6 separate regions of the Homo sapiens genome follow, and all the other regions are linked to region 4. A link is a loop called in an ENCODE intact Hi-C map of the cell type or tissue named here. Cell type or tissue: heart right ventricle. All regions are shown on one strand. Each heading gives the region's core, and the rest is flanking DNA. Links, peaks and the distances in the headings are about the cores only. Region 1 overlaps SIPA1L2 (signal induced proliferation associated 1 like 2). Region 2 overlaps DISC1 (DISC1 scaffold protein). Region 3 overlaps SIPA1L2 (signal induced proliferation associated 1 like 2). Region 4 overlaps DISC1 (DISC1 scaffold protein). Region 5 holds the start of DISC1-IT1 (DISC1 intronic transcript 1). Region 6 overlaps LOC101929902 (a long non-coding RNA gene).

Evidence for each region. Hi-C counts contacts between places; a loop is a spot of excess contacts. Peaks named below come from ENCODE experiments on the same cell type or tissue, not always from the same donor. Only the 100,000 strongest peaks of a DNase experiment are listed, where the experiment ranks them.
Region 1: a loop joins it to region 4, with 3 times the contacts of the local background. A loop is called at or near these places in 9 of 110 quality-filtered maps.
Region 2: a loop joins it to region 4, with 4 times the contacts of the local background. A loop is called at or near these places in 9 of 110 quality-filtered maps.
Region 3: a loop joins it to region 4, with 2.8 times the contacts of the local background. A loop is called at or near these places in 8 of 110 quality-filtered maps.
Region 5: it touches region 4 in a loop (10-fold over the local background); 26 of 110 quality-filtered maps call a loop at or near these places.
Region 6: it touches region 4 in a loop (4-fold over the local background); 31 of 110 quality-filtered maps call a loop at or near these places.

The regions. Positions count from the first base shown.
Region 1 is chr1:232,400,417-232,405,745 of GRCh38, forward strand. SIPA1L2 (signal induced proliferation associated 1 like 2) reads right to left here. Exons shown (of 23, transcript NM_020808.5): 20 at 3,709-3,762; 21 at 3,032-3,155; 22 at 1,976-2,057. Among named protein-coding and RNA genes, the nearest start is that of SIPA1L2, 230 kb to the right of the region's middle. RefSeq lists enhancers at 3,165-3,334, 4,064-4,233. In heart right ventricle, for the core only: a CTCF peak has its summit at 3,194; DNase peaks (open chromatin) are centred at 3,079 and 4,738; H3K27ac peaks cover 1,370 bases.
Region 2 is chr1:232,010,559-232,015,887 of GRCh38, forward strand. All of the region lies in intron 11 of DISC1 (DISC1 scaffold protein), which reads left to right. The region is part of intron 14 of TSNAX-DISC1 (TSNAX-DISC1 readthrough (NMD candidate)); the gene reads left to right. Among named protein-coding and RNA genes, the nearest start is that of DISC1-IT1, 87 kb to the left of the region's middle. In heart right ventricle, for the core only: no CTCF peak of the experiment used is centred there; a DNase peak (open chromatin) is centred at 2,523; H3K4me3 peaks cover 1,042 bases; H3K27ac peaks cover 4,026 bases.
Region 3 is chr1:232,422,633-232,427,961 of GRCh38, forward strand. SIPA1L2 (signal induced proliferation associated 1 like 2) reads right to left here. Exons shown (of 23, transcript NM_020808.5): 18 at 2,957-3,176. Among named protein-coding and RNA genes, the nearest start is that of SIPA1L2, 200 kb to the right of the region's middle. In heart right ventricle, for the core only: no CTCF peak of the experiment used is centred there; no DNase peak of the experiment used is centred there; H3K27ac peaks cover 1,810 bases.
Region 4 is chr1:231,864,662-231,869,990 of GRCh38, forward strand. The region is part of intron 9 of DISC1 (DISC1 scaffold protein); the gene reads left to right. All of the region lies in intron 12 of TSNAX-DISC1 (TSNAX-DISC1 readthrough (NMD candidate)), which reads left to right. Among named protein-coding and RNA genes, the nearest start is that of DISC2, 49 kb to the left of the region's middle. RefSeq lists a silencer at 4,967-5,016. In heart right ventricle, for the core only: CTCF peaks have their summits at 2,191 (motif pointing right) and 2,390; a DNase peak (open chromatin) is centred at 2,200.
Region 5 is chr1:231,924,291-231,929,619 of GRCh38, forward strand. The region is part of intron 9 of DISC1 (DISC1 scaffold protein); the gene reads left to right. The region is part of intron 12 of TSNAX-DISC1 (TSNAX-DISC1 readthrough (NMD candidate)); the gene reads left to right. DISC1-IT1 (DISC1 intronic transcript 1) reads left to right here and starts at 1,544. Exons shown (of 4, transcript NR_126441.1): 1 at 1,544-1,660. In heart right ventricle, for the core only: no CTCF peak of the experiment used is centred there; no DNase peak of the experiment used is centred there; H3K27ac peaks cover 3,205 bases.
Region 6 is chr1:232,302,992-232,308,320 of GRCh38, forward strand. It overlaps LOC101929902 (a long non-coding RNA gene), which reads right to left. Exons shown (of 3, transcript XR_001738524.2): 3 at 1-1,359. Among named protein-coding and RNA genes, the nearest start is that of SIPA1L2, 320 kb to the right of the region's middle. In heart right ventricle, for the core only: CTCF peaks have their summits at 3,357 and 3,556; a DNase peak (open chromatin) is centred at 3,520; H3K27ac peaks cover 2,454 bases.

The DNA of each region.
Region 1 (5,329 bases), core at 110-5,109, 540 kb after region 4:
AAATTCCTTTCGTCTTCGTGCTCTAAGTGAATCCTGGCTCCCTCCCGAGGAGACCGTCCCCAGCAGCTCACTATGGGGGTCGGGCAGGCAGACAGTGCATCCTCTATTGTTCAGGCCAGATCTCCACTACTTCCTACAATTCCAGCTCCTCTAAAAAACGTGCCATTAGGTCATGAGACCTGCTACCCCTCCTGGCTGCAATTATCTACTGTATCCCCAGTTCCAACCATCATTACGGGAAGATTCTAGAACCTGGTTTGCTCTTTTCTCCCCATCCCACTCCTGTCATCTGTGTTGATGATTTCGAATCCACTGAGATATTCCATCTGACACTCTGGCCGTTCAGCCTCTCCATCGCTTTCTCTCAGTGATCTTCAAACCCCACCCTCCTCAACCCCCACTCCCATGACCACATCCTATACCATGCTATTGTCAATGACTGCACCTCTTCCTAAAAGTTTCAAGTTCCTACTTCTTGACCACCACCTCCAGTCTTTTAAAAATAATTTCTCCAGTATCCACTCCTCCAGTAATGATAGACTCCATCAATCTTATCAATCTTACTCTTATTTTCACTGTCCACCAACACCTCCAACCCAGCCATTCCCCAGCAGTGACATTATTTCTCTTCAACCAGCCTGGACTCCAGGTTCTTTGGTTTATTCATGCCCTGTACACGCCCCAGGGTCCTTGTCTCTCTCTCTCTCTCTCGTCTTGATTTCCCGTCTAAACTTTAATATTGGCTAAATTCAACTCTCCAACGGTTCTACACTTGCAGCTGGAGATAGGGTGACCAGCCATCCCAGCTTGCATGGGACTTTGCCGGTTCTAATATGGAAACTTCCACATCCTAGAAAACTTCTCCATCCCGGGCAAACTGGGACAGCTGGTCACCCAAGCTGGGGAAAAAACACACGACCAGGAAAACAGGTATCGCTTTAATTTATGCTCCAAATTCAAACGTGCTTTAGCTTTTTTTGGGCAAGTCTCCTAAACCCGGTTGGTTTACACGCTGTGGTGCACCCATATCCGCTATCCACAAAACTCTTATACTCCCACCACTCTTAGCTCATGACTAGAAAGAAAAGAAACAATCAGAGAAATTTGCCAACATCTCTGTCTGGACCCTGTGTATGTGAATGAACATGTGCATATATGAACACACACATGTGCACACATACTCTGCTCCACTCTGGTAACTATGTATGAGCTGTCCCTACTCCTATCCAAGGCCAGCTCCCTCCTTGTGACTAGATCAGAACTCCACCCACTTGCTCTTCACCCTCATCATAATTTCCCTCCCAACTGAATCCTTTCCTCAGCATTCTCACCAGCTACAATTTCTCCCTTCTTCATAAGCCAAACCAAACCAAACCATCACAACAAAAACCTTCCTGTGATGCCCTCCCGCTTGCTACCGCACCCCATTCCGTTTCCCTGGACAGCCAACTGGCTCTCCAGCACAGGGCTGATGGAACAGAGCTCAGCCAAGTATTTGTGGGATACAGAATTTAATTTCTTTTGAGGACAGACCATGTGCAGGTTGATGTGTACAGCAGAAGTTCTAAGGGCTGTGAAGCTGATTCAAGACAGAGGACAGGACTCATAGAGACCAGGCTTTCTGGCAGCAATGGACTCCTCTGAGGTCATCTCATACAGAGTTGGCGCAACTGATAACTCACTGAACTAAAAAATGCTGGCCCACCATGCTTCTACTACACACTGAAGATTTGCCACACCAAGGGCTCATCCTCATTTACTCATATCCATTGAGATCCCTGCATCCCACAAAATGAAATACATCAGCTGCAGGTCAGCAGATGGAGTGAGACCTCAGGAGCATCTGTTGGTATTTATCATTGGTTTTTGTGTAAGGCAGTTTTCTTTCCTGAGTCTTTTCAATTTATCTGTAGTAGTTATAAGGGGCTGATTTTATAAGAGAAACAGTTCTGATTATGCTCTTCCAATTGATTACCTTCCGAAGGTCGGTCTGGAGTTGTCGAAGAATTAATTCCAGCTGATTGACTTTCCCGGTCAGTGGTGATGGAGAACGCTCCCTAGCAAATAAGGATAGAATTAGAAAGATTCAAGAGAGTCAATCGAGCATTTTTGTTGGTCAAGTTTTCACTCGAAAAAATTATTTCATGTGCTTAGAGCCCAGCAAGCAGATATATTATATTATGTCAGAATGGGAAAGTGTCCATATTGCTGATCTAGTGGAAAGCCCATTCTGGGACTTTACTGATTTAAAAAGAGATGCAGAAACTCTATAGATATACGAGTTGGTAGGAAAACAAAAGATATATTATTTAAGTTGGTTTATCCAATGGAGACAAGGAAGACCCAAATGAAGTCCTGGGAACCAGTCAATTTCCCCAATTTGCCTTTCCCTATGATAACAATATTATGAAGCTCGTTACCAATGTGAACATGCAAGTTAATGAAGTTAATTCCAAGTTCTATATTCAGCTCACATAGAAGTTGGAATTAAGAATGGATGACAGAGGTAAAGAATACACATTTCACGGGGAATGAACATGTCATGAATATAGGGGAAAGAGTGGGGTGTTCCCAACATATTTCAGTGGAGGGCATGAGGCTGGATCAAGGACCAGGTTCTGGGAGGGGCCATGCCCTGGGCTGGTGAGCATGTGCAGCCTGGCAGGTGGAAGGCCAATCGGCGAGTTATCCCTGCATGGTGCTGTTGCAGTAATTCAGCAGCAGACGCTGACCTTGAGGCCTCTTCTTGCCCTCTTTGACAGTGAGGCTCGTCACCATGGGCACAGGGTCACAAGTCTTGGCAGGCAGGGTGTGCCCATGGAGCAGAGGGGTCATGCAGCCAAGAGCGGTCTCCCACAGCAGGGCAGGGAGCCAAGTAGTCCCACTCAGTCCCTTCTCTGGATTCTTCAGGACTGGGAAAGGGCATGGTGCAATATGGTCGCCCGCCTGGCTCAGGGTTAGTCGGTTAGCCGAATCTTGGCTAATCATGCCTGGAACAGCAGGAGGGAGGGGTCCACAGGGGCTCACATACCCAGTTGTGTCCATGAACTCTTTGCCACTGCCTGGATCTACACATAAGGGCAGCTCTTGGGCCCCTTCCAGGTCCTGCCCATGCTGCATATCTGTCAGGGTGCAGAAGGATGCCACCCTCTGGTCTGGGGAGGGGAGAAACACACACAGAAAGAAGGGTTAGTAATCAATGCAAGGCAATGTTTCTTTGTGGAAATGCAATAGCTAAATAAAATCTTTTCCCCCCTTCAAACCAGTTACTGCCTTGTTTTGGAGCAAAACAAAGAAAAACAAATTCAGGCAAGCTTCTGAGAAGGAGAAAGCATGGAGATTGGCTGTCCTCCTACTGGGCTGTATGGCCTATGCACATCACAGCCATGGGGACAATTAGCAGACACTGGATTTGCTACAGCCAATTTGCTTTCTTCTTTCCACATCCCAAGAAATGCCAAAGCTGCTGGCTATGCATGAAATAATAGTTGGATAATGACTCGACTGACAGAACAAAGGAGAGGGACCTCTCTCTCAAGTTCTCCCCAAACCCGGAGAAGGTTCTGGAGACAGAACAGCCAGGACACATGTCCCGCTGTGCACCCCCAACCCTCAGGGCGTGAATAACCATGCAGACGTGCAGACACATGAAATATACAGAAAAGGTTACAGGATATCAGGAGCCAACGAGCAGCCCCAGACAATCACCTAGATAGGACGTGTGGTGACAGAGCAGCCCCAGTTCTTCATCTGAGTCAAGACCTGAAATAAGATTTAGAATTTTCCTATGAACAGGAGTATCTCTCTATACTTGAGAATCTCGGGGGCCCACAAAATGCGGCTGTGTGAAGTAGTGTGTGTGTGTGATGGACCAGGGGAAACCCTTGAGAGCCAGTATCATGTAACTCCAATGCAATGAGATGACACATTTCATGTTTTCACTGTTGGTTGGAAGCGGGGCTGTAGGGTACAACAAAGACATGTGGTATGCCATACACACATGGATCCAACCATGAGCATACACAACTGTGGGCTTACTTAAATGACTCACTCCACAAATCCAAAGAGAGTGGTGGTAAGAGAGATTAGCTAAGTAATCTCACTAGAAACCCTTAAAGGAAGATCTGAGGGGCTCAGTATGTATAGCAGTAGCACCAATGATCAGTATGACTACAATGCCTTATCTTAGCACAAGGACATTTTTATTCTTGGCACTAGGAACTTAATATTCAATGTTTTAAGAGGTCGGAAGGAAAGGGAATAGAATAGTCTTAAGAATGGGCGCCAGACTGGCCCAGCTCTGGGGGCTGAGCACTGACCAAGAACAGCAATCCAGAAATGCTGAATGGCATGCAGGAAAATATTCTGTTTTTGAACCACATGGAAGTGAGAACCTCGCAATCTATTCCATGATCAATTCACCCTCATTCCCTGGAGTCTCTCTGCTTGGTTTCTGAGCACACTTATGTATCTACAGTAGGAATCTGAGGTATACAGCAGGCGTGTTAGTGCTGTGGCAGTCCTTTTCCTATGAATTGGTTAATTCTGGAGAGACTGCACTTGGATCCGTGTCAGGGGTGCTCCACTCTTAATTTACCCCACTCTGCCTCCCTCTGGCTGCTGGACAAGCCTCCTAATGAGGCTACCTGCTTGTTTGCTTTATGGCAGGTCATACACTTCCAGTTAATTAAAAAGGATGGTCACATTGAAGCTGCCAGGAACATATGAAGGAAAGCCAAGGCTGTAGGCTGTGGCCATGGTGCTGAAAGCACCGTCAGTGCCCTGACAGAGGCCTGGGCCCTCCTGAGTGCACCCAGCTACTGATTGCATTAAGAGTTCTCCATCCATGTGGCTCCATTTGCTAACACACCTGCCCTAGGCAGGCAGATGTCTTTCAACTAATTCTGTAAAGCTCCACACATCGAATCTTCCATAAGATGATAAACATTCTATAACTATACATTCCTGAGCATCATGTTACCAATTTGGTACTGCATAGTAGGCTTTTTGCATAAAGTAATTTGCTATTTAATTAAGATCAACAACATAGTTGGGGCCCTGCCAACTTCTACTATGATGTGACCTGCACAGCAGAGCTGGGGGCAGAATCCTGGCTGGGCTTGAGCTGCTCTAGGGGCTGGGTGGGGAGGTCTGGGCTGCAGTGGTGTCCAACATAACCCTCTGTTCTGTAAAGAGCCCAGAATATGGGAACACATCACATTTTAAAAAATCTTTAGGAGATATATTTTTATTCCATAGTGACTTTACTGACCAGAAAAGGAATGGAAAAGAAAATGGATAAAAATTTGTCTAACTCTTTAGGAGTTTC
Region 2 (5,329 bases), core at 104-5,103, 150 kb after region 4:
CCTTTACCCATCTAAAGGTTCTCAGCTGAGGCACCTATACAGACAGAGTAACAAGAGAAAAATGTACAAATGTGCTTAATATAAAATTTACATGACACAGGAGCCTGCAAAAATGAAGACCCAAAGCAACAGAAACCAGTGTATTTTTATGCTTAAGTTTGAAGAATAGCAGACAGATGTGGAGAAGTATAATTGGACAAAAGGAGTATGATTTAATGGCAATAAACTGGGGGGAGCTTAGCAAGGCCTGTTTGCTCGGATTCTTCGCTGCATCCCTGTGTCTTCAGAGATAAGGATACTCCTTTCCTTTGGGTATAGGTTGTACACTTTAAAGATGAGGGTGTTATAATCTACTTTAGAGGAAGGTCAGATAATTATTTATGGCCTGCTTCAGGAAAGAATGGCTGCAGAAGGTCAGAGAGACTTTCCTGCTTCTGCTGTTCCTCAAATGCCAAGGTGCCATATTTTGGGGTAGTGTATTCTGAACCCCATCACTCTCTCCCTCCCTTTCTCCCTCCTTCTCTGCCCTGCCCACTGAGCCCTGAGCCCTCCAGGTTCTCTGGGGACAGACTTTCCCAGGCATAGGAGGATTCGTTTTCCTGCATAGCATTATAAGCACCTGTCAATTTCACTATCTGGCTATAAGAACACAGAGCTATATTTGTTGAAAAATAGGAAGCTTGGGGTCAAGGATGAAAAAAGAGTGGAGCCTTATCCTAGGTCCTGTGGTGGCTGCTGTTTGGGTGCTCCAGGGGTCCCCCAGAAAGCCTCCCAGATCCTCTCCACCAATTGAAATGCTGAGGATGTCCTACATTTATTTGTTGCTTTCTTGGGGGTGAGTGGGTGCTTTAGAGGGGACCTTACAGCTTTTGCTGGCTTTCAGTATCATTTCCCTGTTCCTGTATCGCAGTGCTGGATTTATTTTCACAGAGAGGGCAGCCGTTCTCTGAATTCATGAGTGCCATGGATTTTAAGACAATGTTTTCTGAGAACGGCAAAATTATGGGGCCAGAAAACAGATAAATTGTTGCCAGGAAAGGGGAAGGGACTCATTACAAGAGCAACAGGAAGGAATTTGGTGCGTGGAAGTTGGGGGCGGTTGATAGAAGTATTCTCTCTCTTGATTGTGGTGGTAGTTACGTGACTGTGTGTATGTCTAAATCCATAATTTTACATCAGAAAGAGTGAATTTTACTGTGTATGACTTTATAACAATTATTTTAAAAAGTTTTTTTAAATGTCTACCTATTTAAAAACCGGGCTATAGATGTTTGAGTCAGTGCTTTTGTCTCAGGGCTATCAAAACGCAGTGTGGCCTGCTGGAAAGAGCACAAGGCTTGAGTCTGAGTCTGCCGTGATCCTCAGTTAGGCCTCTTACAGGCCGCATCTCCACATCTGTTAAGAAAAACACCACCACGACATAAGAGGATAATGAAAACTATCTCATGAAGCTGTGATGAAGATTTAAATAAAAGGATGCATCACGAAGTGAGAGACGCATACCTAGTAGAGGCTAATTTGTGTTAACTTTTGTTTCTATCACTCTTTCTGGCAGTCACAAGCATCTCTAAAATGCTTTTTGCATGCATAATGCTAGCAACAGCTATTTGTTTGTATGACTCAGTCTCCAGGCTTAACTTTCCCTTTTGCATAAGGAGTTTGGGGGTGCTTGAGATTGTTACATTTTCCTTTACATGTATAATATACTCACTTTTTGTCAAGAAGTAGACATGAGCAATGAGTTAGTGGAAGATACCCAGTCAGAGAAAGGTTTAACGAAGGAAAACTCCCGTTTGTATTCGGGTCCAGGATTTTAGACTACAGAAGGTATGGGGAAATGATAACAAGGGCCTCATTAGGAAGGTGCTTTTGTTTTCCTGCCTGTGTTTTCCGGGAGCCATTGAAGTCTGGGTACTTTGCATTTATCCTGTGGCTAAAATGTCTATTCGCTTTGCAGCTCTGGGTTGGTTTTGCTTTAGAACTCCGTGCTGGGTCTGACCATCCTATACTGGTTTCTCTACTGAAGCTTGATGCCCTGAAGGCAGTCAATTTCTTTTTGACCCAAATCTTCCATGAAAAATTACTGACTTCTTATAGAGGTCCACAGGAAGATGAGTTTTCAAAGCCTTTCCCGTGCTTATCTGGCCAACGTGGTGATGTGCATTCTGGTGATACTTTGTTATCACAAGGGCTTTGTCGTTGATCGACACCTTCCTGGGTCTACGGTCCTTGCCAGGCTGCTGAGCACCATTCCCCCATTTTACAGCTGGGCCCATTAAGGTGAAGCAATTTGCTTTGGACTTTGTTACAGAGGAAGTCAGCAACAGGGCTCAGTGCCAATCTTAGCATGAACTTCCTCGAATTGTAAGAGCCCTTTTCTTTTCCAGTTTCATGACAGCTCTCCTCCAAGCCTTTCTGAGGACTCTGGAAACTATCAGCTGCTGTTGGCCCTGGTTCGTAGATGTTACAGAAATTGAATGGGGGCCAGACAGGAGCCAGGGAAATCAGTGAGCCAGGCTTCCTCCGCTGTGAAGTGGCTCTTTTGTACGGGCTGTTCTGGCCATAATACCTGCGTAATTTTTTTCTTTCCTGTCTGCAACCTAGCCTGCGGGGTGCTTTCTGTTTCCATTGCTTTTTCTACATAATGGGCTCCCTGGACAGTACCACTCTCCCAGACTTCTCATCCCAGCTGCTTCCTTTCTGAGCCAGTAGCTCTCACCAAAGAGGCCAAAAGAGGACCTGGCAATGTTGAGTCATTGCGTGCAGTATGTGAGTAGCCAGTGTGTGAACACAGCTGCAGTGAACGGAATTAGCAATAAGACACAACGCAACCAGGTAGCCTCATTTGTTCAGATTGAGGTCTTCAAAAAGCATTTTAAGTTTACGGGTGGAAAGGTGTGATACCTTTCCTCAGCCATCATTAAGGGCTAACACTCCTATAACAAAAACAAGTTAACGAGAAAAACATAACACATTTATTTAATCAGAGTTTTACATGGCACAGGAGGCTTCAGAAATGAAGACCCAAAGACCCAGGAAAAACTATTTTTATGCTCAGATTTAATGCAGAATAGTCAGCTATGAAGGAATGTGATTGGACAAAATGGGTATGATCTAATGGTTATAGACTGGGGGGTGAGCGGACCAGCAAGCCCTGTCTGTTCAGATTCTTCTTGGACGCTCTGCATAGTATTTATTCCTCTTGGGTATGGGGCCGGACTCCTCTAAATGGAGGGCCTTCAAGGGAGAAGGAAGAGAGTGACCTTTCTAGGTTTTATGTTTGCTTTGAGGGAGAGGAGTCCTAGTTTCTAAGACTGGCTTTGAGGAAGAGGAATTCTGGTTTCTATGGCTTGCATCCAGGGAGAAAAAGGAGTGTGAGAGGGGAGGGCAAGAGAAGGCAGAGAGATCTTGCTTCTGAGGCCTTCCAATCTCCTTTGGTTCAAAGTACTCAGGCATACCAAAGTGTCACACTTAGGGGTATCATACTGTGAGCCACAACATAAATATCTCCATTCCTTTTTACTCAATTTCACATAAAAAAAGCTGGAAAAGGTGATCCACAATGAAGATGTTTGTCCTCCTTGTCTTAAACTGATTTCTATATCTAGAAATGTCTTTATTGGGCAAAAGTGCTTCCTCTTCAGCCATAATGGGTGCAGATCTGATTCTTTCTCTTCTCTGACACTTACTGGCCCTGGGACAGCTGGAAACTCACTTTGACTCTCCAAGGAGCACATCCCTAAATGTGTGATCTCTTGATATCTCTCCCACTTTTGAAAAGAACTGACAAGGGAAAAATGTTCACTTACCCATCAGCTGGTTTTGCTCTTTTTGTTTAATGTCTTTGGGGAGAAAGCAAAGAGCTAGGACATGAAGAAAACTTCTATCTCCACTACATTTTGAAGTTTTGCAAACCCAGCCATCTTTCCCAAGAGCAGAGCAGTAGAAGCAACCAGGATGCAACCAGGGTTGGTAATTGGTTGGTTAATTAAAAAGTCAGAAAAGACAGAGAGTCATAAAAGATGATGCATGCGTATTTTAAACCTTTTTGTTTCTAGCTGAAAACATGCCCTCTCATTTGCTATTCATTCGATATAGGACCAAGTATTTCTGTTTGTAGAGCCTGCTGATTGGCTTTTCACATGACCCTCGTTGTGTAAACCTCACCTATCATGCATCATTAACAGTTTCCACTTTTGGTGTCTTTAAAGTGGGCTGGAAACGTTAAGAGCACTTGCAAAACAATTCTCAGCCTCCCCCTCTCTCTTAAATGTTATTGAATCTTTCCAAGGTTTCCAGCTTGCTTTTTATGGAAACAAGCACTTGTTTTCACATTAATATTTCATCGCTCTACATAGTATTTATTTAGATTGTATAATTAGGATATTTAAATATAACTGGCCTACAGAAGTGAAGAAACAAATGCAACTTGACCAATAGAAACAGAACTGCGCAGGCTTACCAGGACCCTGCCCCTGGCCTGGCCCTGGCCACTGAATTTGAGAGAGAAAGCAGAGTCCAGGGACAAGCTGGCAGGTGGCTAAGAGAGGTGTTTCTTCTGTTCAGTGAGCTGGCTCCTGCTTGTTCTCTCAGTTAATTACTGTCATCAGCTTGTCAGCCTCCTTCACCTGCCCAAGGGAAGGAAGGGGACTCCTCTGATCTGCTGGCTTCTCCTTCTTTCGGAATATGGTGGAACCTTGCTCCATGCTCCAGGGCCTCACGGTGGCCCTTTTTCCACTAATTAAAAATAGTTCAGCGCTTCTGAGGAAAACAACCTCAGGGCTCTTGGTGACGCCGTTCACCTTGGAAATTCCTTGTCATTCACTGGTGCAGTCTGAGGGATCGATAGCAGGATGGCGTCTGCCTGAATGGCAAGGACTCATTTTCTGCGTTTGTAACAGAGGAGGTGTTATCCAATGAATCCTCAGTGGTGTCCTGGGAGTAGCTGAGAATTTTTGTAATGTGGAAAATCAGATAGCACCCTGCCCCCTCATCACAGCTACAGTGCATTTGATTTCCCCACCACTGGGCAGCCAGGGCAGTTAAAGTCAAGAGCTTCCACTCCCCAGGAGCTTCCGGTCCCCCCATAAGCTGGTCGTGAGCTATTCCTGCCCTTCCTAACTAGGAGCAGGCAGGAGATGAACACTGGAGTTCCATGAAGCTCCTGTGTGAAATTATCTTACCTCTACCCAAGACTTACTGCACTGCCTTTTTCAGTGAATCGTTTAATGCCTTCCATTCTGAATATGCTGGTGTTTCTGCTTTGCCAGCCATTGGTCATTCCACACCCCCTCCTCCACCCGGCCCCCAGGTATTTCCTGGAACCATT
Region 3 (5,329 bases), core at 155-5,154, 560 kb after region 4:
TATCTGTGCTTTCTGAGTTTTCTGCCCAACTCTATCTACACAGCAATTCAAAACCATCTGGAACCAACCTCTGCTCCAAGTTTTGAAGTGAAGCTATATCTCTCTGAGAAACTAAGAGAAACTACTGGGCAACTTCAAATATTCCTCATTTCTCGCTCAAAGACATCTTCTGGGCATTAACACTCACATTTCAGCTTTTTGGGCTGCTCTAGTTTTTGACTGTCAAACTATTCTTAAAGAGTGGTATCTTCTTAGAGAGGGTCTACAGAATGGCCAGAAACCATAGAAAGAAGAGGATTATTAAAACCTGTCTTGAGTAGATCTTAATGGTGCAAAAGTGATACATACTCGGTAGAAATCATAATTCAAATTTTGAATTTTGAACTTTTCCCTGGCTAGTGATAGGCGGTATGACACTCTGTCGCAATGCTGAACTGGCAGTGAGTCACAGCTCCCAGTCAGCCACGCACGAGATTCCATGGGTAAATAACTGATATTGTATAGTGTATTGTGTTGCAAGATGATTTTGCCCAATTAGAGGCTAATGCAAGTGTGCTGAGTACGTTTAAGGTAGGCTAGGAAATGCTATGATGTTCAGTAGGTTAGGTCGCCATATACGTGGTCAACTTACAATATTTTCAACTTATGGTGGGTTTATCTGGACATGGCCCCATCGTAAGTCAAGGAGCATCTATAATCACATAGGCGATTGTGGTAGTCAGAAGGCCAGGGAACTAGAGGCCTCCAAACAATTAGATTCTGGAAGCTTAAACTTTCCATGGACAGGAGGTTGGAAATCAGAAGTCTTTAGGGGAATACACTTCAATACAAATTACCTCCAGTTTTCTGATTTATATTTTGTTAGTTCATCCATCAAGCCTAGAGAACTTTTTCCGAGTAGTTTCTTAAGTGTAGCTATTGGAGGAGATGTATCACCAAATAAGAAGGTTTCTTTAAAGAGAGCAAATGGCAAGGAAAACTCTTAGTGCTTTTTCTAGAGAAGTAAAAATGAAGACAAGTGAGGCAGTTTTCAGCTAGGACAGTGAATGAACAGTATAACTTGACTGTTTCCTAATTGTGCCTTTGAACACATTAAAAAAGGATACAGTTCTCCAGTATATGACTAAACAAACTACGGTACATCTAGATGACGCAATATTATTCAGCTGTAAAAAGAAATGAGCTATCAAACCATGAAAAGACATGGAGGAAGTTGAATGCTTATTACTAAGTAGAAGAGGCCAGTCTGAAAAGGCTGCATACTGCATGATTCCAACTATACGACATTCTAGAAAAGGCAAAACAATGGAAATAGTAAAAAGATTAGTGGTTGCCAGGAGCTAGAGGGGAGGGAGGGATGAACACGCAGAGCACAGAGGATTTTTAGGGCAGTGTAACTACTCTGAATGATACTGTAATGGCGGATACATGTCATCTTACACATTTTAGAAACACACAGAATGTACACCACCAGGAACGAACCCTAATGTAAACCAGGGCCTTTGGGTGATAAGGATCTGTCCACATAGGTTCATCGATTATAACACATGTACCACTGCCACTCTTTGAGGGCAGGGGTTTGTTGACAGTGGGGAAAATGTGTTGAGGAGGTATATGGAAAACCCCTGTATTTTTTGGTGTGAACCTAAAACTGCTCTAAGAAGTCTATTTTTTTTTAAGTGAAGCTAACAAAAAAAAAAAAAAAAAAAAAAAAAAAAGGACATACATCTTTCACCTGGAAACAAAATGAAGGGTAGAATGTAAGACCAACATAACACACGTACCACAGAGAGTTCACAAGCACACTTCAAACACTGTAAATGAAATAACACTTGCAGGAAAATAGAGGTTCATTGGTTTTACAAAAGCTTTTAAGAGGACATTGAAGTTACCTTTTACAAAAAAGAGAAAACAGCTGGAGAAATATTAGGAAAGTGGCCTAGGTCTGGCTGACCTTTCACATGGTTGTCAAGAAGGCGTTTAAAGGTTTCTTCAATTTAGGTAAATGGACTCTTTATAACAGGCAGGTTATTATGTTACTTAAAGAAGTAGATTAAGAATTTTATGAGATAAGGTTCATTTCCAATTATGTTAAACATTGGAAATATTATTAGAACTTTGATTTCATTTAGCCTGGGACTTCTAAGTGTATTATGAAGTTCGAATTGGTTCTAAAGATATTTTCTGTGATGAAATGAAAAAAAACTTGGCAATGAATAGATTTCTGATTAAATTCCCATTTTTTCTGTACAAAAATAACTATGTATAAAGGAAATAAGGCTAACATAAAAAAAAGTGCCCTTAAAAACTGACATTAATGAAGACTTGACACTACATAAAAATCAAAGATTTTTAGGATTTGAAGGAAAATCATCTAGAAATCGTCAGGTTGACCTGTGACTAGTAAGTTGAAATAAGCGGGGACACAAGAGAACACACGTCATCTGCACAGGAACACAAAGCCGCCCACGGGTAAAGCCCAGTCTACAAGCCAGGTCTCCCGAGGCACACGTGCCACCTCCCCATCTCCAGGTACTGAACTGCACGAAGAAACTGAAGGCTAGAAAACCAGATGTCCCTCCTTGCTGTCACCCACTGGAAAACCCACTCCTTACATCAGTCTTTTCTTTTTTTTTTTAAATCAGGCTAAAGACATTTTTTTCCTTTATAGATATGATAGCTGAGATATGATGCAGAAGTCACTATTGGACTTGACAGAAATATCTAACATGAGTTTCTCAATTGCTTTCAAAATAGGTAGTGTTACCTAACTTTTTCAAAATGTCCACTCTGGGGCTTCTATATTTGAAAATTATTTAAAACACCAAATAATATATATTTAATAAAAACAAAAACAAACTCCTAAATCACTCCACCCTCAGAGCTCAATGAGGCAGGAGTTGTGCGATCAGCCCACCCTCGGCGCTGGCCAGGGAGCAGCCAGCCCCTCACTTACTTCTCAGGCTCCCCATGCTGGGTGCGGGGTGGGCCCGCGGAGGCAGCGTGCTGTGGTAGGGTGGGGTGGTGCTGAACAGAATGTCGTTGGGCAGGGCCTGGTCAAGCACGGAACTCCGGGAACTGCCAAAGGAGGACCCCCTCCTGTTGCTGCAGATGCTCTCGTCAGACAGCGTGCGGTAAAGCGACCTCCTTGGAGACAGGTTCCCATAGAACGAAAACTAGGGTTTAAACAAGGTGCGAGGAGGGAACAGACATTAAAAAAACGAATGCACGGGGCTTGTTGGACTAAGTCCAGTGGTTTCACATACTATTGTGATAGCTTCTTTGAGTTTTCTCTGTTAGCTCAAGAATGCCAAACGCAGCATGCAGGGGATCAAGGCAAATACACCAGGGCTTGGGTGCAGTTATTAGATTTTATGTTTTCCTCCTTTGACATTCTATGAAATATTATCATGAATTAGACATGCACAGCTTTATTAACTCTGAAATGTTAAATAAAACCTCCATAACCTTATAGCAGTGATAGTTCCTGGAGTTATATAAGGTTGCCATTTCAGGCAATAGTTATTCAAAGCTCCACATAATACTGGTTTGATTTTAATTTGAAATGACTACATTGTAATATTAGGCAATTTCTCTACCAATCAACTACATGTGAGGTTCAATCTAATCTAAATAATAATAAGACTAATTGTGAACATTGAAGCTTTGCCGGCCACATAAACACATTTCCAAAAATCAGCAGCAGTCCAATAAAGTCTTACTGTCCACTTAAAAGTGTCACTTGTGGCCGGGCACAGTGGCTCATGCCTGGAATCCCAGCACTCTGGGAGGCAGAGGCTGGTGGATCACGAGGTCAGGAGATCAAGACCATTCTGGCTAACATGGTAAAACCCTGTCTCCACTAAAAATACAAAAAATTAGCTGGGCATGGTGATGCACGCCTGTAGTCCCAGCCACTAGGGAGGCTGAGGCAGGAGAATGGCATGAACCTGGGAGGCGGAGCTTGCAGTGAGCCGAGATCGTGCCACTGTACTCCAGCCTGGGCAACAGAGCAAGACTCCGTCTTGGAAAAAAAAAAAGTATCACTTGCCAAAGTCTGTATAATTGTTGAAAATTGAGTTACAATAATGGATCATAACCAGACTTAAATGAACCATTAAAATTATTGTTGTGTTTAATTACAGATAGGGTAAGGAAAATTCTTACTAAGAAATGAGTGGTCAAATACTCAAGAAAAGTTAAATCAAATCTGAATTTTCAACTACTTCCTTTGCATACTGAACCACAATCCTTTTAGGTAAACAATAGTAAAAGCCAGAATGTTCACATCATCAAACAAAGAAATGGCTATTTACATTTATGAATGTAGCAGTAAGTCTAAAAATATTCCTATTGTGTGTGTTCCTTCCATTCTGTCAAGTCTTTCCAACTGATGAAAGGTAACTGGAATGTGTGTGAGTTACAAAGTTAAATTTACATCATGAAAAGAAGGTGATTTGTCTTAGAAGAAAAAACACATGTCAAGAAGTTCAACCCTCCAAAAAGAAAAGCTATTTACACTCTTTGTACAACAGTCTGCCTTTGCACCCAAGCTTATACAGTATCATGTACATGACTTGATGTAAGTTTTTTAAAAAAGACTCATTATGATGGAGTTCTTATGGGATTCCCTCCTCACACACCACCAGCAGGTTCTTCAGAACTTGATTACAGGCATATCAGATTAAAGCAGCTTTGCAGTAGTGTCTAATTAGAGTGTTGTTCTAAAAACACAATTAGGTTAATTGCAGAATTGTTTTACTATAGGGAAGACAGAAGCACAAAGACCTGCAGTTTACCCTGATCATGGTCAGTATGGCAATACCTGATTTCCTTTTTCCTTTTCATATGAACAAGAGGGAGTGCTGGATTAGAAGTGAGAGACAAGGACTCAGTTGCTGACTCTGGCACCAAATATTTATGAAGAGCTCACATTTTACCATCTGGGGCCTCAGTTACTTGCTAAATGGGGTGATTGGGCTAAATCGCCTTTAAGTCCTTTTCAGTACTTTAAATTGTTTAGCAAAGTGGCTTAAGAGATTGCAATAATAATGAAACTGAAGCCAATAAGCAAGCTAACATTATCGAGTACTACATTGTGAATGACAAAGGTATGCCACTGAACTTGGGGTTGGTTTATGAGATTTAAGCATGACCTTCCCTATGATCTCTGCATATCTCTAAATGGCAGTGTGCAAGTTCCAACCCTGTTTAAAATGCCCAGCAGTGTGCTGTCTAACTCCAGTTCAGTTCTGGAACAGGATTACATTTAAGGAGAGACAGCTTGGAGCAGAGGCTAGAGCTCTGGAACAAAAGTCAGGTGGTGTGA
Region 4 (5,329 bases), core at 61-5,060:
AAACAAAATAAAACAACAACAACAACAAAAAAATCTGAGGAGGTGGACACCATTTTTTGGTACTGAACGACGTGATGACCGTTTAAAAAGAAAGGTAGATGTTAAGAAGGCTTCCTTATACAAAAATTCTTGTATATTGTTCCTTCCAATTTTATTTTTGTTTTGATATATAAAATCCTATGTTAAATCTCTCATCCTGAATATCAGATTACTCCAGAAGGAGAAAGTAGCAGTCTAATTATTTTATTTGGTTGCATGGTAGTCTTAGTACAATTAAATCTCCTTTGAAAGTTTCTCAGTTATGTAGTTATGAATAGCACTCCACACCACGGCTGTGGTAGACCTGGAGCGGTATTGGGCCCAGGTCACAGAATGATCACGGAAGGACTTTAGAGATCACCTATTGAGTCCCTGTTTTAGAGAGGAGCAAGCAAAGGCCCAGAGAACTCACTCCATTTGCCGAGGTCCGACAAGTGTGTAGGTGAGCTGGAGCCAGAACCCTGTCTTTCGGTCTTCACTCTAGAGCTCTTTCCAAACAAACATGCTGACCTGGGAGTCTGACAATTGCTGTATGCTGATGTTTCCTATTTGAAGTCCACATGTCTTTGCAGGGGAAGAGAACTGTCTAGTATCATTCGTTAATGCCCACTCTTCATGTTTGCCAAAGACCACCAATACATTGGGCAGTGATTGTGTTACACTGGTTTGTTTATATGTCGGCTTTCAGTGATGCCAGAAAATCAAAAGGAGGTTAAGAAATCCCAGAGGTTCACCCAGGATGGGAGGCTAAACCTTTGTTGTATTATGAGTCTTAATTCAAGATAACATAATCTTTAGCCTAATAAACATTAGGTTGAATTTTGAAAATGTAAACACTAACTGATCTGTAGACTGACGTCTATTTCCTTGGCAATATTGGCCACACCCATTAAATAATAACTTCTCATTCTCCCTTCCCCCAGCCTCTGGCAACCTCTGTTATACTTTCTGTCTCTGAATTTGACTACTTTAGGTGCCTCATATAAGTGGAATCACATGACATTTGTCCTTTTGTGATACGATATTTTCTTTAAAAAGAAAATGAACAGAAACAGTACATGAGAGAAGTCAGGTCTGCAGCCAGTGTGCCTCTTAGTTCCATATTCATACAAGGCCCTCTTGGAAGCTCAGCTTTGGAGTTGGATATTATCTCAGAAGATATGGCAGCTTAGGAATCTGGTACTCTAAAAACAGATTTACAAGCATTAGACTTTTTTGTATATGTGTGTGGTCATTTTAGTCTTCCTGAAAGTGGTTAAGACCAATATTTCTAGGCAGACTATAGTTCACATCATCCAGTTCTGTAAGTCTTGGATTATCGATCTCATTGTCATGGCAAAAAAGGACAGGGATTACTCAACTCATTACTCCTGTGTCCAGACCTCTGAGCCTGGTGTGTGTGTGTGGCTCAGTGCCTTTCCCATAGTGGCCCACATCCCCCCAGGGCCCTGCATGAAGTTCCTGCAAGTCTACCCCCTGCACGTGCAGAGCAAAAAGAGCTTCCTATGGGAGCTGTTCTCCAGAAAAGACAGAAACCCGGGCCCTAGAGAACCAGAAGATTTAAATTCCAGTTTCAGCTCTGCCATTGACTAATTAGGCAACTGTAGGCAGTTCACTTTGCTCCTTTGGACCAGAGATTTCTCATCTACAAAATGAAAAACTTGGATTTAATTATCTCTGAAGTCACTTCAAGCAGAAATGTAACAATTCTTTGATTTATTAAAAAAAATAACATCAATGATAATGACCAACAGCTAACACTTATTACAAGGCTCCAGGCACTTTCGAAGTCCTTAATATTTAATGTTCACTACTACCTTAGGATATAAGTACTGTGATGCAGAGTCCTGGACACAGAGAAGTCAGCAACTTGCCTGAGGACAGCCTGCAGGACACAGCACTGTGATTTGAACCCAGAGAGTCTGACTTCAGCCCCCAGCGCTCAACTACTATTAATTGAAAGGGCATTGAAGAGACATGATGTCACAATAAAAAGAAAAAAAGAAAAGAAAGCATGTCTTCGACTTTCTAGTCGTCGTGCTTTGTATGGATTCTTCTTTCAACCTTGACGAAAGGGTATAATTAATCTGTAATTAAAGTCATGATAGTTTCTTAATACGAGGAAATGTTGTCATTGCGGTTCTCTGAACACAAGAGGGCGCTGTGGCAAAGCTTACCGTCTGCTCATCCTCTGCCGCAGGAGGGTACAACTTCGTGGGACAAACTTCAAAAGAAAGATGCCATTTCTAAGACCTCATTTATCACCTCGGGATAGCCAGTCTTCATGCCTTTAAAATACAGAATAAAAATAACACATAAATCAACACAATTACATTCCTTCTTGATAGCATCACCAGTCTTCTTGAGGCCTGGCGTCAAACCTCTGCTTCAGTGTTACGTTATGGGGTGCGCATGCCTCCTTAATACCCACCTTGCTGGTATTCTCCAGATGGCTGTCTTCTTAGCAGTAGATGGAATTAAGCACCATAATGAGGGATATTTTATTTAAATCTGCTTTAAAAAAATCTTCCATGACTTATTCACATGTCTGGTTAGCTATCACACTGCCATTCCATGTGATCGGAAATGAGAAAGATTTAAAGAAAGTAATTGTTTAGCATGCAACGGATGTACCTCTTTTGCTTCAGATGAGAATAGGCAGCATAGAAGAACTGGGGCTGATTCGTGGAAGGTTTCCCGTAGCTAGACCCTGGAGGCTGTAAAAAGTGGTTTGGAACTGTGTTTAAAAAATAATAATAATAGAGGGAATAGTGAGGTACCCAGGAGGAGCAGAGAGCGCCTGTTCCAGCCATGGGAGCATCCCCATCAGATACATAGATGCTCTTAATTAATTAGGCTGCTAGTAAACCCTCCTGAGTGTGCAAGACAGGAGGAATTCATTTTCAAGCTTTAAAAAAAAAGATGAGTCTTGGGCACACAGCCCTGTGGCCCATTTGTTATTGTCGTGTTACCCATAAGTCAGCAGTTTTCCTCTCCTGTTGTTGATAGATCTTCCCATACAGTTAGATTTGTTTAGAAAGAAAAGTTTTAAGTCCTTGCAAATGATTACAAACTGAAGAACTGGAAACCCTGGTTAGGAAACAGTTGGAGCACTATGTATGGCTTAATGAAAGGACACAGTCTTTTTAATCCACCAAGCCTGAATCATCAGCTTGGTTAAGACTATCTGTAGAAGGTGAGCAGAGCACTTCAAACCTGGCTATTCGCAAGGGAGAGAAAAAAGCTGCCACTGTCCCCTTAGCATTCCTCTGCTAATCTTCCATTTGTATTGCAATAAGTGTGCTTTGGCATTGAGTGTGTTTTAAAGCTCCTGCTTAGCTGGCTGGGGGACAAGAAAAAACAAAACCTCAAGGACACTCCCACTCAGAGGCATAAAAAAATAAACAGTTGTTTCTGCTTTTGAGAAGAAGTCACATGCATGTGGCTGGCATTCTCAGGTGGGCAAAGGAGAGTGCTCGGTAGCACCTGCCCCAAACCCTCCGTTCTCCCCTTTTTAGGTCAGAAGAGATTCTGCTTTCCTATCTTGTCTCCAGTTTTCACTCTTAGTCCGTATTTTCCCTCCCCTTTTCCACTCTGTCCTTAACTCCTCTTTCCCTCTTTCATCGTTTTCCTTTATTTTTCATCTCTTTCTTTATTCCTTCTCAAGGGTTTGCCGGTGGTTTTGCTAGGCAATACTGAGCTTCAAGGCCATTGTCATGGAAGTTTCCAGTCCTGGGATGTGCTTAGACCAGCCTTTAACTATGCATCCTCAAAACAGCTGGCAGCCTAATCAAACCTTATTTTTTTTCTCTTTGTGAGAGAGGTGAAGAAGATGATAACATGAAATGAAATCTAGGGCCTTTAGAAAGAGTCAGCAAACCAGGCGCAGTGGCTCACATCCATAATCCCAACACTTTGGGAGGCTGACGTGGGGATCACTTGAGGCTAGGAGTTCAAGACCAGGCTGGGCAACATAGCAAGACCCCATCTCTTATATATATATATATATATATATATATATATATATATATATATTTAGCTGGGCATGATGGTAAGCAACCATAGTCCTGGTCACTCAGGAGGCTAAGGCAGGCGGATTGCTCAAGCTCAGGAGTTTGAGGCTTCAGTGTGCTGTCATTGTGCCACTGCACTCCAGCTTGTGTGACAGAGTAAGACCCTGTCTCTAAAAAGGAAAAAAAAAAAAAAAGAGTTACCGGTTATACATTTTTGAGAGGAGCAATGGGGAAATGCAATCATGGGGTAATAATAATCAGGACAAGAGCAGGGGTATGTACTGTCCCCCACCCTGCTGCCCTAAATGCGAGGAAGAAGCCACGTTGCTGGACCCATAATGAGAAGCTTCAGAAGGTTGATAGAGAGTGCTGATCTTGAAGACATTTAGTCTGGGACACAGACTACATATCAGCATGTCAAACATATCAGCTTGCTTGAATGAATGAGTGAATGAATGAATGAGTGAATGAAAAGTGGTGAAGGAAGAAGATGGTTGGGTTTGGGAGAAGAATATGCCTGAAAGATATACAACCACCGGGGAGTCTGTCTTGTCTTTACAGACACTTAACTCAGGAACAGACTTGCTGGTTGTCTTGAGTGTGAAGTGCAAAAAGTAAAAATGGCCCTCAACAAAAATATAAGTCAGGCCTGTGTTAGAGATGTCAAAGATGAAGACCTTTATGATGATCCATTTCCACTTAATGAATAGCGTCTTAGTCCATTTTGTGTTGCTATAATGGAATAATTGTGGCTGGGGAATTTATAAAGAAAAGAAGTTCATTTGGTTCATGGTTCTGCAGGCTGTACAAGAAGCATGACACTGGCATCTGCATCTGGTGAGGGCCTCTCTCTCTTGCTTCCTCTCTGGCCATGTGATCTCTGGCCAGAGAGGAAGCAAGAAAGAGGAGGAGGTGCCAGGCTCTCTAGGGGAACTAATAGAGTGAGAATTCATTCACCCCCGAGGGAGAGTATTAATCTGTTCAAGGGTGACCTGCACCTATGCCTCAAACACTGCCCATTGGGCTCCACCTTAAACATTGGGGAGCAAATCTTAACTTTAGCTTTGGAGGGGCCAAGTATCTAAACCATAGCAGAGTCTCTTTGTGATGATCTTGAGATGAAATTGTTTGGGCCTTGGTTCCTGAGAGGGGTCTTGCCTTATTCAGCAGTCATATTTTTTTCTAGATAAAATTCTTACTATCCTTTAGACCTGGGGAGAGCCCGTGTATGAAAAACAGAACACAAAGCTGAACTTTAAATAGGAAAAAGCTAGCAA
Region 5 (5,329 bases), core at 154-5,153, 60 kb after region 4:
GGCCGAGCACGAACAGCTGTACATACAAAGGAGGCTGTGTGTTTGTTCATGATGTTGGAACCGGAAGTGGAAGGGGCTTTCTTGTCAAAGAAGGCACATATGAGTGCCATAGTTACGGGACAAAAATATTTCTCCTGGAAAATCTATTGAAGCCTTTGTGCGATGTTCAGCAGAGTGTGTTGGGGGTGGGTGTGAATGTATCTGTGTGGGTGAAATGAGGATAATGTGGTCATGTGAACAATTCAAGGCAAGAAAAGATCCGGTGATACTGAGAATCCTGATTCTCCTTTAGAGATAGGAGTTCTCTGGCTATTCTGAAGAGTGAAGTTACTGCCCATGATGTTGCAACATATGGACATTTGCAACAATTTTTTTTTTTTTTTTGAGATGGAGTCTCACTCTGTCGCCCAGGCTGGAGTGCAGTGGCATGATCTCTGCTCACTGCAACCTCCACCTCCCGGGTTCACGCCATTCTCCTGCCTCAGCCTCCTGAGTAGCTGGGATTACAGGCGCCTGCCACCATGCCTGGCTAATTTTTTGTATTTTTAGTAGAGACGGGGTTTCACCATGTTAGCCAGGCTGGTCTCGATCTCCTGACCTCGTGATCTGCCTGCCTTGGCCTCCCAAAGTGCTGGGATTACAGGCGTGAGTCACTGCGCCCGGCCTTTTTTTTTTTTTTTTTAAATGATTCTTTTGTTCCAGTTATTGACCTAGCACCAGCATTTGTCTTATGGATAAGGTGAGGGCAAAATTGCACTGGGTGTGGCAAGGTGATTCTGCACTTAGAGGTTCGTGTTTATGGTGCTACTGAGGGACTGAAGAATTCATCTGGAAACTTTTGGCTGCTCCCCTATCCTCTTCTTGCTAAATCAGAATGGCATACAGTTAAAAATACGGGCCCCAACCCGAACACAGGATTTCAAGGCTTGCTCACTGCTTGCATGATCTTAGAAAGTCACATCTGACTCCAAACCTTCGTTTCTTCATCTGAAAAACGGTGACGATGATGACAGAACTACCACCTGCATGGTGATGCTGTGCACTCAGGAAGGTTTTAGAACCACTAGAGTGGACTGGGGCTGGAATGGCTTCTGTCACAGAATTCAGAGTTCCCTTGTACTGCAGAGAGTCAAGTGCAGCTGAATGGCTGCTACCAGGGATATTACCCAGATGTTCACAGGTCATGAAAGTGTGGGACAAGATGACCTCAGAGCTTCCCCTCCACTGGTGACAACACATGTAACATGCCTCCTATTAAGCCTGTAATGGGGTAAATTGTATCCCCACCAATGATAAGTCCAAATCCTAACCCCTGATACCTGTGAATGTGACCATTCTTGGATTATAAGATCTTTGCAGATTTATGGATCTTGAGATAAGATCATCCTTGATTTAGGATGGGCCCTGAAATCCAATGATTAGTATTTTTTATGAGAAAGGAGTGGGAGATATGAGACACAGACACACAGAGGGGAATGACATATGAAGATGGAGGCGGAGACAGTAGTGAGGCATCTCAAGCCAAGGCATGCTACGGGTTGCTGACAACCACCAGAAGCTGGGAGAGAGGCACGGAAAAGATTCTCCCTCAGAGCCTCAGAAGGAACCCACTGGACTAACACCTTGACTTTGGATTTCTGGCTGCTGGGACAATGACGGAGTAAGTTTCTGTAGTTTTAAGCCACCCAGTTTTCGATACTTTGTCATAGCAGCATTAGGCAACTAATTCCATATCTCACCCATAATAAACACTCAGTGCTAGCAATTGGCTGCCACTGTGGTGATTATCAGCATGGAACTATGTGTTCCTGAAGAGAATTAGTTATTCCATTTCTATGAATATTTTCAACCCAAGATTGTTGCTCTCAGTTAACGTACTGAAAATGAACTTGGTGAAAAAGTAAAAGCTCTTCTACATATCCCATTTGTGGATAGACTTAAGAGAACAGAAAGCTTATTATGGAATAAGCAAATTAATACCTTTGGGATCAATAGAGTGTCTACAGTTCAAAACCCTATCAAAAGTGGGTTTACGTAAAAAAAACTAGTGTGTTATCCATGTGTAATATTTTGTATAATATACAAAATTCTGGAAAGGAAGACTCACAATGCCAGATCAAGTATTGCAACGTCAGTTATGGCAGGAACAAAGGCTCTTCCCAGAAGCCTGTCTTCATTGTGCATTCTTTCACCAGAACAACTTGCTGTACTTAAGGCACAGGACATTTGGATCTAGAGATGTAGCTGTTGTGACTCACCATTTCTATAAACTTGGTGACTGGTCCCAGGCTGTCATATCTGTACCTGATCCACTACAGGGATGAATTGACATTTTCAGTGGCTACTTTGAGTCCAGATATTAATAGATCAGCCTGAAAGGGAGGATGAGGCAGTAATAGCACTTTTACAAGCAATAGAAGACAAGCTCAGGGAACAAAAGAGAAGGGAAGCTCCTTGAATTTAAAGGCAAGGGCAGAGATTTATTCCTCCACTAAATCTAAGGACTAAAAGCTTAGGTGGAGAGAGGGCTCAAATGTGAATTCACTTCTCATGCTCCCTTTGTGACCTCCTTTAAGGAAGGCCAGATTTGAGGAATGAGATTTTCCCAAGGGGAGGAAGCATTGTCTTCATCACTTCATGTATTTTTCTCAGAAGGCTATTGGCCTCCTGGAATTTTTACTTAGAATTCCAGATAGTCCAATGATGCTTTCTAGGTACCGTGGCTTTCACTGTGGTGAGAGTTTTGGCTGCAGTGCTTTTCTGTAACCCACTCACAAAGCCTTTGGGGATGGTGATAGTATAGGGATTGTCCTTCCAACTAGTTGCTCTCCAACTAGAAAGGCGAATCCCTTTTTCTTTGAGTCACAGAGGATGGAGAGGCTCAGCATTCTCATTCCCTGTTTGGGTTTCCACCCCTGTGGCCATGCAATTTCCATTTATAGCCATGTATTGGCTTACAAGCCTAACACCAATCCTGACCCAAAGCATGAGGCACTCTCACACATTTCTAGGTTAAGAACACTAAAAAGCAGGATCATCAGGTTATTTTTTGTTATTTGTAGATTTCTGCATAGCCTGATGCTTCAACTTCCCAAGACCTCATTTCTTCCCAGAGTAGCTGGAGTAGCTGGACCTTTATCATGTTCTGGTATCAAATTCTGCCTTGGTAATGTGTACAATGCTTCAAGAATTGCGGACTCCATATTACTCTCCTGTGTCATGTAGTTCTCTCTTTGTGAAAGCCATCCTTCCCTGAAACCCCTCATCCACCTGCCTACCTTGCCAACATTCCCTGCTCCTGGGTTGCCCTTCATTGTGTTCTATTTATGGGTAACCATGCTTTGCCAGGAACCATGCCAAGTACTTGGAATACGAAGGAAGTCATTGATGGAGAGGACACACAAGTAAGTAAAGGGCCCTGATAAAATGCGACGAGAGCTAGGCACGTGGATTTTTATGCAACAAAGGAGATAGGCAAGGAGCCCACGAACTAGTTTCCAAATGCTGGACCCCCTTGATCAGGACCTTTTCGGAGCAGGCTCAAGTGTCTCCCAACACCTATACCTGGCTGGACCCCTTGCCATTGTCTCACCACAAGTTGATGCTATAGTTCCAGAGGGCTGCCCCGCCAGGCCACTCTGTCTTTTGCAATTCCAGGGTGGGATGTGCATTGTCTACTTGGACCTAGGAACTCCCTTCAGCAGTTCTCCTGTGGACCTGTATCCAAGCCACCCTACAAAGTGAGCATGCACTCTGATTTAGGAAACTTTTCTTGAGAGATTTATTCTATAGTCTCCCTAACATCCCATTCTGGTGTTTATTCCATTAATTTAGAGCAAACACCCATTCAGTGAAGGGCCCTGAAAGGCATAGAAAAGGACAAAGTATCAGACTTGATTTCTGCTCTCAGCTATTAAAACTGGAGAGGCAAGGCACATAGAAAGATAGGGATGACATGATATTTAAACAAATGTTCTACACAGTGTTTCTCAATATAATGTTCTTGTCCTGTTGGGGGGCTTTTCAGTAAGCAGTGTCAGTGAAAGGGCAGTGACAGCAGGAGATGATTTTTGGTTATTTTCTGCATAGGCATCCTCAGTATGGAAGGCTGTGCCCACCTACGTTTGAAATGTGCAAGCTTGATTCTTCTCTCTTTTCTTCTTTATTAGTCTAGCTAGCGGTCTATCTATTTTGTTAATCTTTTCAAAAAACCAGCTCCTGGACTCATTGATTTTTTTGAAGGGTTTTTCGTGTCTCTTATCTCCTTCAGTTCTGCTCTGATCTTATTTACTTCTCGTCCTCTGCTAACTTTTGAATTTATTTGCTCTTGCTTCTCTAGTCCTTTTTATTTTGATGTTAGGGTGTCGATTTGAGATCTTTCCCACTTTGTCCTGTGGGCATTTAGTGCTATAAATTTCCTTCTAAACACTGCTTCAGCTGTGTCCCAGGGATTCTACAATGTTGTGACTTTGTTCTCATTGGTTTCAAAGAACTTATTTATTCCTGCCTTAATTTTGTTATTTACCCAGTAATCATACAGGACCAGGTTGTTCAGTTTCCATGTAGTTGTGCGGTTTTGAGTGAGTTTCTTAATCCTGAGTTCTAATTTGATTGCACTGTGGTCTGAGAGACAGTTTGTTATGATTTCCGTTCTTTTGCATTTGCTGAGGAGTGTTTTACTTCCAATTATGTGGTCAATTTTAGAATAAGTGCGATGTGGTGCTGAGAAGAATGTATATTCTGTGGATTTGGGGTGGAGAGTTCTGTAGATGTCTATTGCGTCTGCTTGGTCCAGAGCTGAGTTGAAGTCCTGAATATCCTTGTTAATTTTCTGTCTTGTTGATCTGTCTAATATTGACGGTGGGATGTTAAAATCTCCCACTATTGTTGTGTGGGAGCCTAAGTCTCTTTGTAGGTCTCTAAGAACTTGCTTTATGAATCTGGGTGCTCCTGTATTGGGTGCAGATATATTTAGGATAGTTAGCTCTTCATGGAGGCAACCTCAAGTAGCATTATTGTTCTTTTCATCCTTCCTCTCCTACTCACCTCCCCCACTCCTGACAAAATATGGAAATCCTGTCCCTGAGTAGTCTTGTTCACAATACACAATCTCACAGCCAAAGGAATGTATTTTTAACCCTGAGACGCCGAAAACGGCTTGAATCATTCATGCTGTCGTCTATTAGTCTGCCGCTGTGCTGTTATTTTTCCCAGGCTTAATGAGCCCTCATGGCACTGCGCTGCCTCAGAGCACGGCCGCAGCTTCAAGCACAGACAAGCCTGCTCTTTAAATATGCAAGTCATCAGCCTTTCTTGGAAAATGCTATGG
Region 6 (5,329 bases), core at 263-5,262, 440 kb after region 4:
CTTTATAATCATCTCTGACTTATCTCCTCAGAAGAGGAAAGCAGTGGTCATTCCTACCAAGATAGAAATGACCTGATCTTTATAATAATCTCTGACTTATCTCCTCAGAAGAGTAAAGCAGTGGGCATTCATACCAAGATAGAAATTATTATTATTAGGCAATAATATGACACATTTAATAGCGTGATGTAATAATTACTACATCAGTCTTATCCAAGAAGAAACCAGTGTTTGGCAAAGTGATACAACTTAGCTGTGTTCACACGGTTAGTCGGTGTCAAAGCCGGGACTCTAGTCAGATCTGCTCCCTGGTCTGGCACATTTTTGCTGTAGTATATCATGACAAGGTAAAATGACAAACTTCCTAGGTTCACTACAAGACTTGTATTTTATCATTCAGGGAGTATCAGAGATTGAGAAGTATGGTGACTCATGATCCTTTTATTTGTAACTAGCGCTGTCTGTTCATGCTAATTTTTCTCTTTGTACATGTGGCATTAAAGGCTAATGCATGATCAGCAAATCTTTACAGACTAGGTATGTGTCATTTGGACTATGATGACAAAGTGTGTCTCGAGTGATACATTTCCATCTGAAATGACCTTTCATGCATTAAGGGTAGTGACTGAGAGTTTTGGAGGCAGGACCCTCCAGAGCAGGAATGGAAGCCCTTGAACTTGTCAAGTTACTTCACTAATGGAAGCCTTGATTTTTTTAATCTTTAAAATGGGGATAGCAATGTCTACCTTGTAGGGACATCATGAGTATTAATGAGATAATGCAGATAAAGTTCTTGGTCCCAGCAAGATCCTCCATGAATGGCATCTCTTATCCTTATTCCGGAGTTCTTTCCCATTATATTTAAGCTTCTAGTATTGACATCTTCTTCCTTATCAAAAGTTGCTCAACATACAGAACCTAGAAGGAAAAGACTCTTTCCAAATAGCAGATGGCCAACCATTGCTTTAAATTGTTCAGTTGTGGAGCTGACTTTAGAATCAGATCTGAGTTCAAATTTCAGCTGTACCAGGTGCCCTGGGAAAGTCATCTTCCCTATCCCAACTTCAGTTCCCTCATCTGCAAAATGGGGATCATGATGTCTATTGCACAGTGCTGTTGTGAGAATGACATGGAAGTGCCTGACCCAGAGGCAAAGCTAGACAAATGCTACTGCTGTTCTGGATGTTGCTGGTTTCAGAGGCCGAGCCTGTGTGAGGAGATGGCCCAGTGTGGGGCTGTAGAGCCTGGGGCTGCTGGCATTTTGGTGGGGGTTGCCCTGTTTGCTATCCATCTCTGATCGCTGCAGGGGCCTCTTCCTGCTGTTCCTTTCTGCTTGGCTGTGCTGTTCTTTAGAGTCCCCTGGGGGAAGACAAAGGTGAATAGAGCTGTTTAGTTTGGAAAAAAAGCATCTCAAGGGCAACCTAGTCATGGATTCCACCAAGGACTCTTATGAAGAGGAGCTGTCCATTTGCTCTCTATCTCCAGGGAGGACAAGAAATGGGGATGAGAAAATGAGTTGCAGGAAGAGGGGGCTCCAATGGAAGGAAGAGCATCTTGCCTAGAAGGTAAATTGGTCCTAGGAGGGCAGCAACCAAGACTGCTGGGGAAGCCATCTCTGGAAATTCTTAAATGTAGGCATGACCAACACACAGCCTGGATCTCTTAGGTGGTAATCTGCTGCAAAAAAGGAACTGAGACCAAAGTAAATAATTCCATGGGTGTTTATAGAAGAGACTCTCAAAGATGTTCTGCACATTGGTATATGCACATGACATAAATTAAACCTGGGTTAATACACAGAGAAGTATGTGTGGTCAAGAACGTGTGCACACACACCTTTCTCTTTATGCTTTGGGTTCAAGGGAGCTCAAGAGAACAATATCAGGTACAGAAGCTATTGGCAGGCACATGTGAAGTCTCTTAAGCTAACAAGGTGGGAAAAACAGAGAACTGGAAGACTTGGCTAGGAGCGGTTCAAAGGGGGAATTAGACCATTGTGTGAGTTCTTGTTGTGGAAATCAAGCACCACCAGAATTTAGCCCTGGAATGGGAGCTGTGCCATTGAGCAAGTTCTTAGACATTAGCAAGGCAGCACAAAATGTACTTTCACTCTTTATGAGAGCCTCAGTGATATCCTGTACAGGTGAGGAAATTGAGTCTTCACCTAGTGAGCCCTTGGTTTCCAGCTCGAGTGTTTGAATGTGTCACTCCTTTTTCCTGTGGCTGACTTCCTCTTAAAGCCCAGGTATATGCTTAAAGTTCCCTTGCTCAGATTGGCTCTCTGCCACGGGGCCTGCTCTCTTTAAGCTCTCCATGAGACTCATTGCTCTAAAGTGTCTCATTTGTTTACCTATTTATTTTCTACCGCCTAGAATGTGGGCCACATGGGGCAGGGATCCTATTATCTTTATTTTTATATTCCTTCTTTATGACAGCGTACAGAAGTGCTGAATACATGCTTGTTGAACAAAAGATTAAACTCACTTTCCCAATAAATTGTTCTACTAAAAAGACACACGCATCCATATGTTCATTGCAGCACTATTCACAATAGCAAAGACGAATAGCAAGTGCCCATCAGTGTTGGATTGCATAAAGAAATCGTGGAATAGTACCATGGAATAGTACATAGCCATAAAAAGAATAAAATCATGTCCTTTGCAGCAACATGGATACAGCTGGAGGCCATTAACCTAAGCGAATTAATGCAGACATAGAAAACCAAATACCACATGTTCTCACTTATAAGTGGGAGCTAAACATTGGGTACACGTGGATATAAAGATGGCAACAATAGATACTGGGGACTCCTAGAGGGGAGAGAAGGAGGGTGTCAAGGGTGAAAAACCTACCTATCTGGTATTATGCTCACTACCTATGTGAGGGGTTCAATTGTACTTCACACCTCAGCGTCAAGCAATATACTTTCCTAACAACCTGTACATGTACCCCCTGAATCTAAAATAAAATTTGAAAAAAATAAAATGAAATAAACTGACTTTCCCACAATCCACCTTTGACTCCCAAGCCCAGCACCCTTCCAACTTGTTTCCTGCTTCCAGAAGACATCAAACTGGGCAGCGTAAATCTGAGACGCACGGAGTTAAGCCTGCAGCCAGGTCTAGAGCTAGGCACTGCCTGATTCTCCCCTCTGCTCTGTTCCTTTAGAAGCTCTTTTTCCAGCATTTGCCTTGAAAAGTCATTCCCAGAGTATTTTTATTTTTAATGGAGCAGGCTGCCAATAGAACTTTATTTATGGGTTTATATTTTAAGATTGTTGAGGATTTGCTTGCCTTGGGATATTTGGGTGGATCTGGCCCCAAGCAAGCTGAGCCTCAGCACCTCCCTGTGGACTAAGCGAGCACTTCCCTGAGGTCTGGCAAATGCCCTAGGGCTGCCTTCTCTTCTTTAGAGGACTGGGTAGGAGCCCAGGGCCTCAGACCAACCCATTCATTCCCACTACGAAAACAGTACTTCCACTGGGGCCAGCACTGGATGCCAGAGAGGAGGCCCTTCCTCTCCCTTCCCACACTCCTGGCTGTGGTGTGTGAACCTGGTCTTCTAAGAACAGAAATAACATCCTGTGTTTGCTCCCACTTGGCAGCCAGGCGGGTCCGGCGGGCCACTTGGCTGTCAGCCTGAGGAAGGAAGTCTCCAGGTATTGGTGAGAAAGTTGGAGGCAGGTTGCTGCCTAGAGAAAGTGCCATTTGCCATTTGTCAGGGTCACAGGGAAGAGGCAGCTCCAGGGGGGATCTCTGACCCTTCCCAAGCAGTGAAAGTTGGGAAGTGTCTCCCCCGCAGCTGTGGCTTCCAGCAGAGACCGGAGACTAGAACCAGCAGCACTTACAGAGATTTATAGCCCATGGAAGAAGGCTTCTCAGCTCACATGTTTACTTCAGAGAACTCTGTGGAGGCATCAAGGGCCAGGGTCAACATACACCACTGCAGCTTTGTCTTTCAAATGTTTCGGGCCGCATTATGTGTTTGGAAGACAGCAATGGGGTGAGTGGGGAGTGGGGAAGGCAACAGGCATTACTGAAAATTCACAAACATACACGATTTGGGCATGTCTAGGTAGTGTATAGTTAATGATGTTGTTCCCTTTTGTTCCTTACAACTTAGAGGAAAAAAGAAACATTTCCAGTTCTCCTATGTCAAAGGAAGCCCTGTTGCCAGGCCCTTCTTTTGAAAAAAAAAAAAAAAAAAAAAAAAAAAAAAAAAAAAAAGCTTGCAAATTGAGAGTTCCCAGGAGATTGGAGTTAATCCCCCAGAGCTAACCAAGGGAGAGTTGTAACCTTGAACATTGCACCATTGTCAGGGTTGTTTGGGGTGCTCTGCTTGAATGACTAAAGGAGACCCCCTCTCCCACCCAATCCCCTTCCATGCCCAGGCTTGGCTGGCAGCTTTTCCCTCTCCTGTGTCACCTCCTTCTGTTCCTCTGATTCCTCCCCCTCACACTACTCTTGGCTTCCTCCCGGATCAAGTCCCAAAGGACAAGGGGGATGCATAACCAGCTGGGAAGTGAGTGACCACTGGTTTAATGGCAACCGGCACCCTTCCCCTCTTCCAAGAGGAAGAGCTGTTTATTTGGTTTTGTGAAATATGCAGAAGCTATGAAAATAAGCACTCTATTAATAATAAATGGAATGGAAAATAGAAGCAAACAAGTCAAAGAAAGATGAGGTGGAAGGTGAGTCAGTCAATTTTCTTTTAATTGCTCTCACATCAGTAAAAGTCAAAGGAACAGCAACCTCGAAAGTGTCTTAATCAAATAGAACGCCAGGAAGACTGCAGCAGGGACATCTCTTTGGGAGAAAATGCAGAGCAATCTGAGTTTAAGTAAGCTAAAACATACTCAGGCTGGCCAAAGGAAATCCAGTTGAAATTACATTATAAAAACAGAGGCCAGCTATTGTAACTTTTTCAAGTACCGCCATTTTTGGCACAGCATTGTATTTTTTAGAACTTTATCCATATACACAAATTCAAAAACAAGTATTTTAATCCCCTATGTTCAGCTAGAGTGGCTTCTTTGCAAACTAAAGGTTAAATTTTGCCAAAGTGATGAGGAGCCAATTGTATAAAGTAAACTATTGTCATGAATGCTGCCTTCCCCCCAAAAAAACCAACCCATGTGGTCATAGCTCATTACTCTACAGGGAAATGTACCACTAAGAAAGAAGGACATCTGCTTGGCTGCAGGTAACCTGTACAGGACTCCATCCAAAGGGCTTACTGAAAAGAACAGGGTACCAAAGGGTTTCATTATCAGTGGTCTCACCCCTAAGGCAGATCTGGGCGCTGGAAATAGTTAAACGTATACCATGTT